Regions from separate parts of the Mus musculus genome. Here region 2 is linked to region 1. A link is a loop called in an ENCODE intact Hi-C map of the cell type or tissue named here. Cell type or tissue: gastrocnemius. All regions are shown on one strand.

Region 1 (4,000 bases):
TTTCATAGCTTTCTGTTTGAAATTTTAATTTCCAGATGCCTCATGAGGGCCCAAAGAACATATAGAAACTGAAGGCTCCCCTCACAAAATACTTCAATCACCTTCCTATTATTTTATGCCCTTAGAATGATCTTCAGCGAGTGTATTTGGAATGTAGAGTTTGCCAAATGGCAGACTTAGTTATTAATTTTACAGATATGTAATTTATCTATGAGTTGCTATCATTTATATTTAATGTAGTCAATGTTTGACTTCCAAAGGCTTTCATTTTAAAGGCAGAAATCAGCCCTTTGTTTGTTCCAATGATCTCCACAGATTTCACTTACGATGGAACTTCACTTTTTCTTTAGCCTGTGCAGAGCCTGGACATGTTTGAATGGTGAAGTGTTGCTATCCGGGGTTGTTATGGTGAATATCTTCACTTTCAAACACAGAGCATCGGGGATCTTCAATATATCTATCATAAAAATGACAGTCAATTGTAATATGTGGTAAATTCTAAAGGTATTACCAAGTATACATTTTTCTATTTTTTTAGAACATTTAGGAAAAATATCTGTTTAGGATTATTTTTACTAATTTTTTTAAACTAAACCTTTGAGACTCAAGCATGTGCTACAGTACATTTAAGTGATCCTAAAACTCTGTGAAAATAATTGCTGAGTTGGCCATTCTGCAGACTCCACATTCTAACAGATCCTGATAGAATTAAACGTCACTGTCCCTTTAGGAGTGGTACTAGAAGATTTTTAGCAGAAAAAAATGACAGTGGTAATAAGGAAAAATTCAAAGCATTCCCCAAAATTTGATGTAATTTGTTCATGTTCTGTGTTCTTTGTTTGGGCAATGACTCCTAGCTAACACTTTAAAAAAGAAAAAGACAAAGAAAAGATAGGCTAGTGAGTAAAAGAAAATTCACAGAAAACATATATATATCCAACTATAAATTCATGACTAGAACATATAAACAATGCTTACAGCTTATTAGGAATAAGTGACATAATTTTAAACAGCAGAAACATGACCAAATTGATAACATGTTAATAAAAAACAAAATGGGAAGACTAGCAAATATATAAGGAATACTTATGGGATTCTTAAGGATTCCTTAATATAAGAATTATAGAAAAAGAAATGAAGTGAGAATGAGATGAAGCTTTTTGCCGATTACAAGAGTACCACAGGGGATGAGGAGCACAGGGACTCCTCTTCTTTTGGTAAGTCAGGTGCATTGTGTGAGCCATTCTAGGGTTTCTTAGACATTAACTATGAACCCGTCACATGGCCTTGCTGCTTTATTCCTAGGCACTGAACCCAGAGAAATGGAAGCATACATTTATACTAACACTTATATCTTTAACTTTTAAAATAATCGAACCATGATCAATACATAGAAAATAATACTTTTAAGTCATTTTCCCATCAAATAGACCCGTACTTCAAAAGACTATTAAAATTTGAATATTATTTTATTTCATGAGAAGAGACCAAAATGATACACTCATCACCTATTTTCTAAAAATATTGGTAAAAGAGAAAATCATCCTAGAACAATCCTAAGGATTGGATTTATGAAGATACTATGGAACACTAAAGTATAATTTGGCACAAGTCTAATAAAAAGACAAAAAAATAAAATAATGTTAAGAAAAATAGACTAAGCCCATGGTGTTATTTCATGAAATAGTACTAAGATATTCAAACTTGTGTTTCAGAGCATTTCATAAAGACAAAGATCAAAATTAGGCAGTCATATCTGAAGTGGGTATTAGAGAGCCATGTACCATCTTTGGCCTCACTTGGGCTTGCTATCATTCAGGTTGATGGTGGTCATATGGTTTCATGCCTTCCTGGATTCTCATGCTACCACATTCATATTCTGATGAACCAGATCTCACATTGGCCATCTTCACATCTTGAAATATTTTCTAATGGGTCAAATGTTTTTATTCATGTTGCTACTGCTTACCTTTATATTTATGAACATTAGGAGCATCCACCACTGAGGTGTAAAAGAGTAAAATTGAAGACATTATTGAACACATGAAGCAATTTTGAGTAATTGACACAAAGAAAGCAAATTTGGAGGGAAACAGCTCATAGAGGATTCCATTAGATTTTCACCCCCATTTCCAGACTGCAAAGCTAATTTCCATGTTAAGATCACCACAGACCTTCAGCAAAGTTGCCTGTGGCTTGGTTCTGCTCATGAAGAGTTTACTATCTTTCCAGTATTTAAATATGCACATGTTGTTGGGAGCCGCCCCCACATTCGCCGTCACAAGATGGCGCTGACATCCTGTGTTCTAAGTGGTAAACAAATAATCTGCGCATGTGCCAAGGGTATTTTATGACTACTTGTACTCTACCTTTCCCGTGAACGTCAGCTCGGCCATGGGCTGCAGCCAATCAGGGAGTGATGCGTCCTAGGCGAAATATAACGCTCCTAAAAAAGGGGACGGGGTTTTCCGCCATTCTCTCTCGCTGGCATCTCTCTGGCTCTGCGCGCCCTGCGCTCGCTCGCTGCCTAAAGATGTAAACAATAGAGCGCGCGCGCCGGAGCTCTGGCTCCTAAAGATGTAAGAAGGGGGCTTTCGTTTTTGGGGCTGGGCGCTGGGCGCTTGCCCTCCTGGCTCCCAAAGATGTAAGCAATAAAGTTTTGCCGCAGAAGATTTTGGTTTGTTGCGTCTTTCCTGGCCGGGCGTGAGAACGCGATTAAGAACATGTTATTCACTTTGCAACAGCCAACGAAAATAGATAATTGTGTGCCTTAAATGAACTGCAGATATTTTTGCAGTTTGTGGCTGTTGAGGTAGGAAGGAACACTTTTCTTTGGCCTCTGAAAGGTTTCCTGTGCTCCAGTAGGTAGTCCCACCCCTATGAATATATGGGCAGCATTTATTAGACTTATCAGGTTATTGTTTAAAAATTAGACAAAATGTGAAGCTATATGGGAGATAGATTTGGGGGGTTCTAGGAGGAGCTAGACCCTAGGGAACAGGCATGAAAAAAAATTCTTTCTATACATGTTGATAATTTTTAAACACTAAATAAAAATATTTAATATTACTCTCTTCAATATAAATGTTGTTGCTTTGACAGTTTGGATATGATACTTTAGGTCAGATTAACAATGGAAACTATCTAACATGTACAAATGTAACAAATTTATTCCTTCCCATTTCTGCTATTCATGTTCTATATTAAGTGGTGTCATTCATAACTCAATTGACAGCTACAAAATCAGCTGCTTTAGAAACGTGAAGCCTTTGCCCAATAATTCTTCCCATATATTTCAGGAACATAAATAATTGAGGCTTAAAAGGAATGCTATCTTTGCTCTGTTTCAAAAGAACAAAGAGTGAATATCTTTTCCACTTCTTAAAAAGCCTTTTACATCATAGATCAAATCACTTACCTTTGAAGAAACCAATATTAATATTTCCTTTTCATCTTATAGTGCTTATACAGCAGTCCAGATGGTTTCCACTCATCTGCCACTTAGATATAAATTCTCGATATTCTTTAAAGATGTGACTCCAACTATTTTTGCTTTAAAAACTATACAAAGGCACACCAAATGAATGGCTTTCCCTAAATTATCTATCCAATCAGATGATGACAGTTAAAATCATTGGAAAGAGAACTGGATGTTCAATGCTTATTAGAGTAGTAGTCGTGCTCCCAGTTGAGCTTAAAAATTATGTCTCTTAGTAATACCAGAAGCTATACCCAGAAAGTCTCAGCAACATGACTGCCTAAAAGTGAGCTGAACAAGCATGACACCAAGGAACATGCCAAACTTCATAGTGAAAAGCCCAGCAGGCCTCAAAGCTATACAAAGACCTAGTAAAGCTGACACATTGAGAACTGGCTCTACTGGAAAGGACCACACCAATTGCTTGCCCAGTGCCAGTCAGTCCTGAAAACATACCTAATAATAGCACTATATAGTCTGAGCCGATTATATTTAGGAATACACACACACACACTCACCATG
Region 2 (4,000 bases), 170 kb before region 1:
AAAAAAGCCACAATTTTTCTGTCTCTTAGAACTTGATTATCTCAATTGATATGACTGAGTATAAACAGATTGTTAGTTAATCCATAATAAATGGTGCATTAAAGATATTATCACTCTTTAGATTGAATATCTATTCTGGGCGCACTGTACAAGAATCTAATCAAAGGCAGCACTGGTGACTCTTCCAGTTAAACTGTGCCCAGTATTGACATTTCCGCCATGTACTTGGTTAAAACTTAATTGTCCGTGAAAGGAAAGGAAACTAAAAGTCAACCCGTTACTGGAATTCAGGAGGAGTGAGATGTTTTGATGCCAGATGCCTACATTAAGCTTTTTGCATTTTATTATGTTTTTCTATTTTGCATAATATATCTCATTTGATTCTTGAGATTTATTTATTTATTTTCAGGAAATTATAGCATAATTCCATGGCAAAGCAAAGACAACCTCATGTCTGTCTGAGAAAAGGTTCAGGAAACCCTGTCTGTAGCTCCAAATATTCTGAGAATTGTATATACCTGATACCGGGCAAAGAGTACCTCACAAGGCTATATTTGAAAATTACACATTTCTAGTCATTCCATAAGCCAACATATTTCTGAATCACTTCTCAGATTGGTGACCTAATTTTTAAAACAATTATCATAGGGTTTCAAACCAGATTTAAGACTTTGAAGGGAAAGAAACTGAAAGGCTACATTTTATGTCAGTGTATGAATGTCTAACTCAAGACATAAGGAAGCCTTCATCAGAAGAGTGACGCTTGACAAGGACCTATATACTGTATTTACTGTTGGGGAAAATGGAAAGATTATATTAGTTTCAGAATAATTTTGTTCCTTTTTTTCTTTTTATTGATTTTCTAAATTATGACTGTTGATTCAAATTTTTAATTTGTGTAACATAAAACTATCGTAGTGCCTACATTTTTCACCAACTGAAAATATCAAATGAGTTCAATAGAATTTTTCAGATCACTTGTAAGAAAGGAATTTGACTACAGTGCCTTTTCTGGCTGAAATCAGATTGTGCTTGTCTGTGGATCAAAGGACTTTGCTGCATCAAACCTGTCTCTGGAAACACTGGAATAATTGGTAATAATAAAAAAGCTTGTTTGTGTGAACTTTGAAAACAAACTGAAACTTCAAATTGAGATAACGCTCTTACAAATTACAGCACTAAATGCAGATGTTAGTGAACAATGCATGCAAATGTGTATGTGTATACTTGGTGTATATTACTGTATATGTATGTATATTATATATGATATATACATAAACTGCATTGTATGCTATAGCCTTTAAACTACAAAGACACATGCACAACTACATTTACACTGATATGTAAGTATGCCTACATATGCATATTACAATGTATATTAAATATTTTACATAGTATGTGTATTAATGTGTTAGTTTGGATTACTATTACTAGACTATAATGAATACATATAGAGATATAATACTATATTAATAGCTGTTATTTTACTATATTCACTCTTTCAAGGTACACTATACTATATACTTACAGATATTGATAATGTATGAGCGTATGTATGTTTATGATGGATACATTTGTCTGTGCACACGGAGACCAGAATTCCATGTTGGGTGACATTGTCTCTCCCTTATACTTTGAGGCAAAGTCCTTAACAGACCCTATCTTACTGTTTGACTAGTGGAAGGCAAGTCACAGTCCTTCCTGACTGAGATTACAGGCACACAGCTGACGCTTTATGTGGGTTGTCAGGAACCATATTCAGCTCATTTCCCTGCACAATAAGCATGTAATCCACTGAGCCATTTTCCCAGCCCTTATATGCCTTTAAAGTTATATTTTATCTATCTATCTATCTGTCTGTCTATCTATCTGTCTGTCTGTCTGTCTATCTATCTATCTATCTGTCTGTCTGTCTGTCTGTCTGTCTACCTATCTATCTATCATCTGCGTATTATTTATTATATAAATATTATTTGTTTATATTTTATTACATATATATATATATATATACATATATATATATATATAAACGTGTGTGTTTGTGTGTGTGTGTGTGTAATCATGTATGTAGGCACATGTGCACTGCAGAAGTTGTTTCTTCTCTTCCATGGCACGGGTCCCAGGGATGGAGCTGAAGTCAGGCATGCAGACAGATGTCTCTACCTACTGAGTCAGCTTGACAGCTTTCTAATAGAATTTTCTAAACCCAAAAGAAAATGTATCCATTTCTGATTGTGTTATTAAGAATGAAGCCAAAAAAAAATGAAGCCCATGTTTTTATTCTGATTATATTACACTAATAAGACCAACATGAAAAATGTATATCTTAATTCTATGTTTCCAAGGATCCTTTGCTTTTCAGCTGAGCCTCAGATGTTCTAAGGATGAGGCTCACATGTTTGTAATTTCAAAATCAGTTCCCTCAGAAGTTTCGTGCAACAAAAGGCCAGGAATCATTGGTTCCTTACAGAAAATGGACAGAAGGGGGCAGCGGTGTCTGCTCAACATTGGTCATAGCTGCAGTGTTCCTTTCTTCTCTGAAATGGAGGTAGGCGATTGTGTGAACTTAGCCATGTACTATTCAAAGAAGATTTTTTTTTATTACTTCCTTTCTTGTTTCTCAAACATAATTTTTACCATAGTCTGTTGTCAAAATCAAAATCACTGAATATAATTCGGAGAAGCCAATAGTTCTAAGAACAGAAAAACCAAAAATGGGTTACTTAAATTTCCATCAGCAAATAGTGGACTTTCTGATATGACTGGTTTATTTGAATACATACATTTGGCTAAATACGTGGATAAAATATAATTCAGTGTGTACATTGATATAGTATATAAACTAGATTCTATAAACCAATTTTCTACACATTATATACATATATTATTTAAAAATATGGATTAATTTGAAACACTCTGAGTAGAGCCTATCCTATCCCTGAATTATACCTTTCATAAATGTCACTAGTGAACAGATAAAGTTCAGCATACAGTGTACCCCATACAGTGTACTCCAGTGGAGTACTACCCAAGAGGAATAAGTATTGTAATGGTCACAGGCTACCAGAAAGGAGAAGGATCATTCTCCCATTTTTGGGCACCTCCTGGGACATCAGGAGGAAGTTCATTGCAAACTAGCATTGTATCCTATTTTGCCACTATCTTTCTTTGCCAAACAATAAATGAACAAACAAATAAAATGCAAACAAACAAAAATGGTCTTAATTCAAGAAATGAAGATGTTTTCAACTCTCATCATATCCAAAAATTCATCTTGGATGCATGCAAGTGGCATCTTTTATGCCTTAAAATTTCCATCTTTGAGATTTTTTTCTTTTAAATTTCCTTTGTTTTATTTCCTCAAAATATTTTTCAGTTGTTTATATACACCATTCCAAAACATAGAAAGATGCACTTTCAGAGTGCCCAAAATACTCCATAATTACATCAGTTCTGTGTACTCTTCATAAGTGTTTGGAATGTTCTGGTACTTATATAGAAAGTATAAGCAAAACAGACTCAGTGAAGCTTTCCCTGTAACCACAAAAGATATTCTGGGAAAACAATGCCTGTAAAGTGGCATGTCCCCCATAAGTCCTGTGACATTAAGAGAAACTGAGTCAGGAATATAAACCCTAGAGGTATCTATTGTCTGGTATTCCAATATAGTATTTCATTTTCATTATGAGCAGAAGGCTAAGCTTTGCCTTCACGTGGTCCATTAATGGCTCACAAACCTTTTATACAATTATTAGGCAAAGTAATTTCAAAAAAGTAAATGTAATTCTCTTAAGATTGAATTTATCCCAAGGATTTAGGACGACCTTTTGGCAGATGAAAAGTAAAATGAGTCACTACTACAGATGTCCTTACCTACTGAGTCAGAGTCACTACTACACATGTCCTTACCTACTGAGTCAGAGTCACTACTACAGATGTCCTTACCTACTGAGTCAGAGTCACTACTACAGATGTCCTTACCTACTGAGTCAGAGTCACT

What was found. A loop is a pair of places that touch in the nucleus more often than their neighbours do. Peaks named below come from ENCODE experiments on the same cell type or tissue, not always from the same donor. Only the 100,000 strongest peaks of a DNase experiment are listed, where the experiment ranks them.
Region 2: a loop joins it to region 1, with 2.4 times the contacts of the local background. A loop is called at or near these places in 3 of 42 quality-filtered maps.

The regions. Positions count from the first base shown.
Region 1 is chr13:4,940,402-4,944,401 of GRCm38, forward strand. No RefSeq gene overlaps it. Among named protein-coding and RNA genes, the nearest start is that of Gm40658, 220 kb to the left of the region's middle. In gastrocnemius, a CTCF peak has its summit at 2,259 (motif pointing right); a DNase peak (open chromatin) is centred at 2,259; H3K4me3 peaks cover 792 bases; H3K27ac peaks cover 1,023 bases.
Region 2 is chr13:4,774,557-4,778,556 of GRCm38, forward strand. No RefSeq gene overlaps it. Among named protein-coding and RNA genes, the nearest start is that of Gm40658, 51 kb to the left of the region's middle. In gastrocnemius, a CTCF peak has its summit at 2,474 (motif pointing right); a DNase peak (open chromatin) is centred at 2,486; H3K27ac peaks cover 355 bases.